Regions from separate parts of the Mus musculus genome. Here region 2 is linked to region 1. A link is a loop called in an ENCODE intact Hi-C map of the cell type or tissue named here. Cell type or tissue: left cerebral cortex. All regions are shown on one strand. Each heading gives the region's core, and the rest is flanking DNA. Links, peaks and the distances in the headings are about the cores only.

Region 1 (5,382 bases), core at 94-5,093:
CTATGTAGTCTTGGTTGACTTGGACCTGGTTGTGCAGACCAGTCTAAACTGGCCTTCATAGAGGTCTCCTCCCTATGGTTCAAAAGTGCAGGGATGAGAGATGTGGGCCACCACACTGCCGCCTGTGTTTACAATTTTATGTTTATATAAATCCCATTCCTGTGTATACTGTGTTTTGATTGAGTCTTTATCCCCACATCTTCCCTTTTCCTTACCATGTTCACCAGCTTACCCTCCTTACTAACCTGAATGTATTTTTGTTTCTTCCCCTGCACTTCTGGTTTGGAAATATGCTGTTCAATCCCATGAGAGTTCTTATTTCCCCCTTTCATTTAATAAATTTGTGTATTTTTTTTCTCTTTCTGGCTGAGGTTCTTCTGATGTGAGCTCTTCTTCTCCTTCTCCTTCTCCTCCTCCTCCTCCTCCTCCTCCTCCTCCTCCTCCTCCTCCTCCTCCTCCTCCTTCTCCTTCTCCCCCTTCTCCTCCTCCTCCTCCTTCTTCTTCCTCTTCCTCTCCTTCTCCTCCTCCTTCTTCTTTTTTTCTTCTTTCTCTTCCTCTTCCTCCTCCTCCTCCTCCTCCACCACTTCTTCTTCTTCTTCTTCTTCTTCTTCTTCTTCTTCTTCTTCTTCTTCTTCTTCTTCTTCTTCTTCTTTTTCTTCTTCCTCTTCTTCTTCTTCCTCCTCCTCCTCTCCCTCCTCCTCCTCCTCCTCCTCCTCCTCCTCCTCCTCCTCCTCCTCCTCCTCCTCCTCCTCCTCCTCCTCCTCTTCTTCTTCTTCTTCTTCTTCTTCTTCTTCTTCTTCTTCTTCTTCTTGGTGGGGACGTTTGGGAGACAAGGTTTCTCTCTATAGCCCTGGGTGTCCTGGAACGCACTCTGTAGATGAGGCTGGCCTGGAACTTAGAAATCCACCTGCATCTGCATCCAAAGTGCTGGGATTAAAGGTGTGCTCCAAAACTTCCCAGCTGAGCTCATTTCTTTTCTTTTCTTTTTTTTTTTTCATTTTTGGAGACAGGGTTTCTCTGTATAGCCCTGGCTGTCCTGGAACTCACTTTGTAGATCAGGGTGGCCTCAAACTCAGAAATCCACCTGCTTCTGCCTCCCAAGTGCTGGGATTAAAGGTGTGTGCCACCACTGCTCAGCTGAGCTCATTTCTTAATCCAGAGACCTGTCCAGTGACCTGCAGTGGCCTGTCCTGGAGATTGTTGTGGGATCTTTGTGTCTTGGAGGCTTTTTTCATAATGGAGCACTTGGTGTGAACTTGTGCTTGTGGTGTTTGCTGATGCCTTATTGATAGGTATTCTGTTTAATGTCAAAGTGGTTAGAGTGGTCTGAATCATCTTGTTATGTGTCTCTTCCTGAATGTCTGACTGGCATGTTTTGTGTGGGTGTTTATGTTTTAAATATTTCATTTTAGATCTATTTAATTTACAGCTATGAGTATTTTGCTTTTGTGTGTGTGTGTGTGTACAACATATGTTTGCCTTGAATATGTTGTGTTCAGAAGAGATCACTGCATTCCCTGGGTCTCAACTTTCTGTGAATCACAGTACAGGTGCTTGGGTTTGAACTCAGGCCCTCTGCAAGAGCAATCAGTCCTCTTAACCATTGGGCTGCTTCTCTATTTCTGAGTCAATCTTCATGACAGTATCTTTTGTCAATTGCTTGATTTTTGTTTTTGTTTTTGTTTGTTTGTTTGTTTGTTTGCTTTTTGGTCCTCAGATAGCCATTTTTTCTTCTGGTGTACCAAGTGCATTACTCCAAATCTCACTGAAATGTAAGTTTGTATCTGCTATCAATCTTTGATGGAATACCATCTCTCTCTTTCTTCCTCATTTTAGCTATCAGTTGTTTAAAATATTAAGCCGTGTGGTTTCATTTAACTCTCTCTCTTTCCCATTGCCCTTCCTTCACTCTTAAGTATCTTCTCTTGCCTTCTACCATTTAGTCCAGTTTGTGCTGTCCTTATATAACTGGCCACACCCAAAGTGAAAACTGACTCTCTCTTTGCCGGAGCTCTCAGGTTCCAATAGCTCACTACCTAAGGGTAGGATCTCATATTTTCCATCCCCATGCTGGGTTTAGTTTGTATTGGTTGTTGATGGGGCTTTAGATACTATCAAACTCTGTGAGCTCATCTCTGCAAGCTTTCAGCACGCTCAGAGGAGTCTTCCTGTAGTCATCTGTCATCTCTATGTCTTAGGATTTTTCAGCCTCCACGTTTGTAATGATCCTGTGCTAAGAATGTGTTCTTTGAGGGAAATCTTCTAACTCAGCATCACTTTGAAGGATGGGCCCAGGAGTAACATGTGTCCTGTTTATCTCATAGTGTAATGAGATAGGGGTTACTTTGTTTTTTCCCCTTTCGTTACTGAGCCTAGAAAAGGTACACACTTGCTTATTATGTGGCTGTCTATACATGCCCCTCTATCAAATGAAAAATGAGAAAAGTTGTTAAAGTACTTTCTTGGTTTCCTCAGAGGCCTGGGTTTTATATCCAGCTCTGCATGGATGTGATGTGGTTGCTCATAGGTGGGATTTCATCCCCCAGCACATGGACTTAGTAGCAGAGGTTTGAATCAGCCCAGGGTATATTCAGCCATTTCCCAAAACAACAACAACTAAAAGTTCTCTACAGTATGTGATGGACAATGTTAACAACATTTTATGCCTCTGTTTGCCTTCCAAGAATTAATGATTAATATATTTACTAAAAAGCTCTCACAGCGGAGGCATACCCCAAGTTTTGCATTATATCCAATTGTAAAGTGCCATTTCTGACCCAGTCTCTATTTCATGAACCTTGGGAACTTTCATGCTTGAGAACTGTATGTCACATGACTGTGGTGTCTCTTTTCTGACCAGCTGTTTTTCTTGACCTGATAGTAAGTGATGGGTTATGTCATTGCACTGGTAAGAATTACAAAGAGTGTTTTGAGGTCAGTCACACTATCCTCCCCATAGGCAGGAAGAGATGCTGCCCTCTCGTGGTTAGATGATCTCCATGTGAGGAACTTGCCTCAGATGACTTTGAGGCATACATGGTCTCTCAACACTGACTCTCATCATCTATAGTGCTGATGTGTCAGATGCAGAGAGCTGGCAGAGATATCACACTTTTTGGTGGATATGAACCCTTTAGGGCATTGTGTCTTGTTCATTTTCCCATTGTGCCAGGATCATAGGAAGGACAGGCTCCAGTTAGATATAGTGAGGGCAGATAGCACTAGAAATAATCAGATGGCGGGAGACAATGTAAGAACATAAGCAACAGAAACCAAGGTTAATTGACATCATCAGAATCCAATTCTCCCACCATAGCAAGACCTGGATACATCATCCTACTGAAAAGCAAGATTCTGATCTAACATCACTTCCCATGAAGGTGATAGAGGATGTTAAGAAGGACATAAAAAACTTCATTAAAGAAATATAGGAGAATACAGGTAAAGAGGAAACCCAAAGTCCCATAAAGAATTATAGCAAAACACAACCAAACAGGTGAAGGAAATGAACAAAACCATCCTAGACCTAAAAATGTCACTAGAAACAACAAAGAATTCACAAAGGAAGACAAGCCTGGAGTTAGAAAACCAGGAAAGAGATCAGGATTCATAGATTCTAGCATCACCAGAGAGTACAAGACATAGAAGAGAGTATATCAGGTGCAGAAGATACCATAGAAAAACTTGACATAACCATCAAATAAAATGAAAGAAAAAAAAGCAGAAAGTTCTTAACCCAAAACATTCAAGAAACCCAGGACACAATGAAGAGATGAAACCTAAGGATAATAGGTATAGCAGAGAGTGGAGATTCCCACCTTAAAGGGTAAATAAATATCTTCAACAAAACTATAGAAGAAAATTTCCCTAACCTAAAGAAAGAGATGCCCATGAACATACAGGAAGCCTACAGAACTCCAAATAGACTGGATCAGGAAAGAAATTCCACCGATCACATAATAATCAAAACAGCAAATGCACTAAACAAAGAAAGAATGTTAAAAGCAGTAAGGGAAAAAGGTCAAGTAACATATAAAGGAGACTTATCATGATTACACCAGACTTCTCACCAGACACTACTAAAGGTAGAAGATAGATCCTGGACAGATGTTATACAGACCCTAAGTGAACACAAATGCCAGCCCAGTCCACTATACCCAGCAAAACTCTCAATTCCCATAGAGGGAGACACCAAGATATTCCATGACAAAACCAAATTTACACAATATCTTTCCATAAATCCAGTCCTACAAAGGATAAAAGATTGAAAACACCTATAGAAAGAGGGAAACTACACCCTAGAAAAAGCAAGAAAATATTCTTTCAGCAAAACCCAAAGAAGATAGCCACATAAACATAACTCCATAAGTAACAACAAAACCAACACGAAGTAACAATCAATTTTCTTTAATATCTCTTATCATCAGTGGATTCAGTTCCCCAATAAAGAGACATAGACTAACAGACTGGTTATGTAAACAGGACCCAGCATGTTGATGCATACAGGACAGTATGAAAAGGCTCACACTACATCAGAGTAAAAGGTTGGAAAACAATTTTCCAAGAATACGGTTTCCCAAAACAAGTTGAAGTAGCCATTCTAATATCGAATAAAATCAACTTTCAACCAACAGTTATCAAAAAAGTTAAGGAAGGACATTTCATACTGGTTAAAGAATTAATCTACCAAGATGAACTCTCAATTCTGAACATCTATGCCCCAATTGCAAGGGCACCCACATTTATAAAAGAAACTTTACTAAAGCTGAAAGCACACAGCACACCACACACAATAATAGTGGGAGACTTCCACACTCCACTCTCAGCAATGGACAGATCATGGAAACAGAAACTAAACAGAGACACAGTGAAACTAACAGAAATTATGAACCAAATGGATCTAAGAGATATTTACAGAACATTTAATCCAAACCAAAAGAATATACCTTCTTCCTCAAGGTACCTTCTCCACAAATGACCATATAACTGGCTGCAAAACAAGCCTCAACAGATACAAGAACATTGACATAATCTCATGAACCCTATCAGATCATCTCGGACTAAGCCTGGTCTTAAATTCCAACAAAAACAACAGAGAGCACACATACATATCAACGCTGAACAAGGAAAATAAAGAAAAGAAATTACAGGCTCTTTAGAACTTAATGAAAGTGAAAACACATCATACCAAAACTTATGGGACACAATGAAAGCAGTGGTAAGATGAAAACTCATAGCTCTAAGTGTGCCTCCAAAAAGAAACTGGAGAAAGATAACATGAGCAGTTTGACAGCACACATGAAACGTCTTGAACAAAGAGAATCAAATACACTAAAGAGGAGTAGACCGCAGGAAATAGTCAAACTCACAGCTGACATGATC
Region 2 (5,382 bases), core at 124-5,123, 83 kb before region 1:
GAGAATTCTGTCTGACATGGATTAGGTATGGATTTGAGTCTGTTTTCATCATGTTTAAACAGTGTTTGTAATTATTACACCTCTCCCAGAGGCACCATAGGCCATGGCTACACTGAGAGCGAGGGTCTGACAGGGATCCTGTGAATATTGTTTATTTGAGAGTGAGGAGAAGAAGTTGGCAATGGGAACCAGTCCCTGCATAGGATCCTATATCTGTCTGTGGCCTCCCCATGGTGGTTTTTCTAACTACATGAAATCTTTGGATTCCATTAGCAGGGAGCATCCCTAGAATGATTCAGGTTGCCTCCCACCCTCATGAGGGTGAATACCCATCTGACTGACACTCTGCAGCTTTAAACCCTATGCTAGCTAATATTTATTGTAAATGGAAAATACTGAGACACCCCTTTATCTCAGAAAGATTTAGATTTTCTTTCCTTTGACCATGAACTGCAGAGTCAGTGCTGTATGACAACACATTGGAAGATAGGTATGTATAGCACCTGAAGATGCTCCTAAGGGTGGATGTCACAGACTCATAGAGGATCTTAGAATTATGCCCCATGAGCTAGACTGAAGGAGCCTGAGTCCCCCACCATGGCTATTTGACCCACTCTTGCCATGCATCAGTAGACTGTGGTCTAGACCAACTGCAGAATTAGGTTATGGGGACCTCCTTTTTCAGGAGAGGTAACAGCTTCGACCATTACCAAAAATTCATAGACACGTGTACTGGCTAGTTTTGTGTGTCAACTTGACACAGCTGGAGTTATCAAAGAGAAAGGAGCTTTAGTTGAGGAAATGCCTCCATGAGATACAACTGTAAGGCATTTCTCAATTAGTGATCAAGGGGGAAAGGCCCCTTGTGCTTGATGCTATCTCTCAGCTGGTTGTCTTGGTACTATAAGAGAGCAGGCTGAGCAAGCCAGGGGAAGCAAGCCAGTAAAGAACATCCCTCCATGGTTCTGCATCAGCTCCTGCTTTCTGACCTGCTTGAGGTCCAGTCCTGACTTCCTTTGGTGATGAACAGCAGTATGGAAGTGTAAGCTGAATAAACCCTTTCCTCCCCAAGTTGCTTCTTGGTCATGATGTTTGTGCAGGAATAGAAACCCTAACTAAGACAAATTAGTACCAGGAGTGGGGTATTCCTGTGACAACCTAGCCATGTTTTGGGGAGGACTGTGGAAGGACTTTGGAACTTTGGGCTAGAAGATCCATTCAGTGTTAAGAGCTCTGTCAGATGTTGTGTAGGAGCTTGGAACATAATGTTGAAAACAGTGCAGAAGATGGAGTCCTGGCTTGTGAAATTTCAGAGGGAAAATTAACGACTCTTTTCAGGGCCATTGTTACTTTGGTTGGGAAGATTCTGTGGTTCTGGTTAGCTGGGGCTGAAGAATCAGCTGTTATTAACAAGATACCTGAACTACTAAAGCGAAAACTTTGCATTACTGGGACTATTGATGCTGGTTAGTTGGAGTTAAGAAATTAGTAGTGATTAAGAAGAGACCAGCATCATTGAGGTGACATCTTCTGGGAAGTGTTTTCTGAAAGCACAGAGGCTGTGTTCCAGAGATAGCCAAGGCTGTACCTTGTGCTGTGGCTGGACTTGGTAATGTGTAAGAGTCACCCAGGTGGTACTGGTTTTGAAGGCATGAAGGGGTTATGCAGAGCAGCTGAGGCTCGACACTGTGAGAGGCCATAGAAGGCCATTGGTGAAGTGCAGCTTCAGTTGCAATTGACGGCCCAGGACTGAAGGGGTCATGCAGAGTTTTGGAGATGCCAGTACCATGAGATGACCACCAAGAGCAGCAGCAGTGGAGTACAGGCCTCTGGAGCCTAGAGGACGCCACGTGTGCTACAAAGGGCATGGCTGGAGAAGTGACCCAAGCCCTTGGAGGAGCTCAGAAGATCGTGAGTTGGATCCCAGACATTGGACAGTTGGAGATTGATTTTTACTTTTGATTGTGACTGTGCCCTGATACTTTCCCTCTTGAAGGAGGAAACTACTTAGTGGAGCCCACAGTTAAGAGACTTTTAATTGTAAAAAGACTTTGGATTTTAAAAGAGATGGATATTTTAAAGATATTGAAATTTTAAGAATATGTAAAGATTGTGGGACATTTAAAGTTGTTTAGACCTTGGGGATGAATACAAATGTAAGGGTTGAGGCTTACTTGTGATGTGTTTGTGTGTCAAGTTGACAAGGTGTCAATTGTACTGGCTAGTTTTGTGTCAACTTGACACAGCTGGAGTTATCACAGAGAAAGGAGCTTTAGTTGAGGAAATGCCCCCATGAGATACAACTGTAACCATTTTCTCAATTAGTGATCAAGGGGGAAAGGCCCCTCATGGGTGGTGCCATCTCTGGGCTGGTGGTAGTCTTGGTTCTATAAGAGAGCAGGCTGAGCAAGCCAGGGGAAGCAAGGCAGTAAGGAACATCCCTCCATGGCTTCTGCATAAGCTCCTGCTTTCTGACATGCATGCGTTCCAGTCCTGACTTCCTTTGGTGATGAATAGAAGTATGGAAGTGTAAGCTGAATAAACCCTTACCTCCCCAACTTGCTTCTTGGTCATGATGTTTGTGCAGGAATAGAAACCCTAACTAAAACAACACGTGAACCAGGCTTCTCCCATTCATACTCAGAGAAAGAGCAGCCCAGCAATTGAAGGGACTGTCCAAGTAGGATCTCCAGCTGCAGCTTTATCAGGCTATAAGCAGCTTTACCCATCTGAGCCTACATTCCAACAGAGTCTTTGTTAGTAATCCCGGGACAGATTCTATGCAGGGGAAATGTTTGTTTCTTAGGGATATTATGGGGAGGTGACTTTCTGGTTCTTTGCTCACAATCTTACCCAGCTATCTAATCATCCAAGTGGAGGCTCAATGCCTCTCTTTGGATGCTACCTTCTGTAGCCCAACAGTTAAGCCCCAGCCTCTGGTTTCTCTTTTGGGAAATTTGCTGGTCTTTGATACTCCCAAGCTGACATGACTGAGAAACGAGAAGTGTCATTAACAGGAGCTGGTTGTTAGGCTGCCTGTGTTTGCAGCACATTTCCTACAAAGATGTGTGTGATACTTACGAATTGGTGGGATGGGCCTTTTGGGAGACCAGGTGGAGGATTCAATGGTTCCTAGGAAACAGAACAAGAAGAGGCTGTTCTTCCTGCTGTCTCCCCTACATATGCCCTCCTAACTCGTCACAGTGAGTGAATATTACATGAAGGGTCATTGCTGGTATCCAGTTATTTGCTCAGGAATGTGCCTTATGTCCAACCATTCCATTTGTGCCCTTAATCCCACCCCAGTAAGAGCCCTGATACAGTGTTAATTGTAAGTCACTCTGACATGTCAGGATCACCTCACCTGAGACTGTGAGCTCCACAGGGGAACTGGCAGATGACAAGAGGTAGAAAGATGAGTCTTGAGCTCCATAGCACCTGTAGGTGCCTGAGAGATGGGAGGTCACAGCACTCATGGAGAATTCTGCCTGGGACTGCTGATCATGGGACTTCGATTTTAGTCGCAGGGGTTGCTGGGCTGATCCCTCCTTGGACAGAATGAAAGTCTCCACAGGGTCCATTGACCAACACAGCAGGCTCACGGTCTCTCCTGAGTGCACTGTGTGGTTAGGCTTCACTAAGAGGGAAGGAGTGATAGGGAGCTGTCCTAAAGAGAAGAGGCATGATGAGAGGCTAGCTTCCTTGTTCTGAGCTCGAATCACACATGACTCCACCCTGAGAACCTGGGTCTCTGTCTCTTTTCTCTGACTGAGCTCAACTCCTGTTCTCCTCATCTAGTGTCCACTCCTGCTTAGGATTCCCGTATCCATCCTAGCCATAAGCTCCCCAGCCCTCTCCCCCCTTATCCCCCATGAGAGCCTGAGCAGAGACTAGGTTCCTGACAGAGTCTGTTAAGCTACTCACCTGGGATCAGGATCAGGACGTCCACGGGGTCACTAGAGGCTGACCACTCAGAGGAAAGGTTGTGTGCACCATAGCATCTGTATTGGCCTCCAGTGGAGCTACTCACATAGCCCAGTGTGAAGTTGGCCATAGAGAAGCCAGTGTCAGTCTGCTGGCTAGAGTGCTGCATGATGTCAGCTCCCCCCACCTTGTGCAGAGCAAATCTGTCATAGTTGATGTCAGAGAAACACTGCAGGGTGAGGGTCATTCCAGGGTCCAGGATATGGCCTTGGTGAGTCAGCAGAGAGGGCTTCTTGGACAGCCCTAGAGGGAAGGTGACAGCTAGAGACTGAGGTTTGGTTCTTACCAAACACATTTGCCCTCCCCTCCTGCCCCTATGCATGTCCCCTCTTCTCCCCAATCAGGGCTGTGTTCGAGAACACAGGCTCTCCATTTTGTCCTTCTCTACCTGCAACTCAGCAGAGGGGCAGGCCTGTGGCAAAGGGCTTAGGGCCTCAGAAAATGTTTGGAGAATGATAGTGGGGACTTACCTGAGATGAGTATTTGTTGGAGATCACTAGGTACTGACCACAGCTGTGGTGCATTCTTGTAGTAACCGTAACATCTGAATGTCCCTGTGTGGGTTGGGGTTGTGGGTCCTATAATAAACAGGGCTTGGTACTGTCTACTAGAAGATATATAAACTGTGTCCAGTGAGTTGGTGAATTTCTTATCTTCCTTCATGAGAATGAATTTATCATAGTGACTGTGTGAGGCACAGTGGAGTGTCATGTTTCCTCCTGCTGTCACCACAGTGCTGGGCAGTGCTGACAGTCTGAGTTCATAGTGTTCATAGATTCCTAAAAGAGAAGGAGGTCGTCTCTTACATGTCTCACACCATCCCAGTGTTCTCTTGGGATACTCTGTGGGAAGGAATAGTCCTGAGAGCAGAGCCTGGGGTTGAAAATCTGACTGTCTCCTCACCTGTCACCACCAGCTCCAGGGTGTCACTGGGCTCTGACCAACCAGCTGAGCTGTAACAATAACAGCGATATTGCCCTGCATGTTGTTGTGTCACAGAAGGGATGAAGAACTTGCCCTTGTTCCCAGGCTGCTGTAGGGTCTGTGTGCTTTCTGTTTTTTGGCTTTTCTCATTATGCAGAAAATATACTTCTGCATCCAGGTTCCCCTGACACCAGATGGTCATTGCTCTTTCGGAGGTGATCACAGAGCTTGGTTCAGCCTTGATGGTTGGTTTTTGGAGATTACCTACATAGAAGTCAGAGTGAAGCACATGGGTGTGTTGGAAAGTGGCACAGAGAATGTCCCACCAGAAGATGTTGCCTTTGTCGTTTTCATCCTTCTCCCATACAATTCACCAGAAGACAACTTCCCATTCTTCCCTCTTTCCTGATATGACACAGTCCTCCCCACCTCCCTTCTCTCCCAGATTCACTGCTCCTCTGTTTCAGAGAAGAG

Evidence for each region. A loop is a pair of places that touch in the nucleus more often than their neighbours do. Peaks named below come from ENCODE experiments on the same cell type or tissue, not always from the same donor. Only the 100,000 strongest peaks of a DNase experiment are listed, where the experiment ranks them.
Region 2: it touches region 1 in a loop (3-fold over the local background); 8 of 42 quality-filtered maps call a loop at or near these places.

The regions. Positions count from the first base shown.
Region 1 is chr7:3,900,934-3,906,315 of GRCm38, forward strand. No RefSeq gene overlaps it. Among named protein-coding and RNA genes, the nearest start is that of Gm14548, 5.5 kb to the left of the region's middle. In left cerebral cortex, for the core only: a CTCF peak has its summit at 2,999 (motif pointing left); no DNase peak of the experiment used is centred there.
Region 2 is chr7:3,818,160-3,823,541 of GRCm38, forward strand. It overlaps Gm15448, which reads right to left. Exons shown (of 9, transcript XM_017312410.2): 5 at 4,888-5,172; 6 at 4,455-4,763; 7 at 3,925-4,227; 8 at 3,365-3,667. Among named protein-coding and RNA genes, the nearest start is that of Gm15448, 4.9 kb to the right of the region's middle. In left cerebral cortex, for the core only: no CTCF peak of the experiment used is centred there; a DNase peak (open chromatin) is centred at 2,677.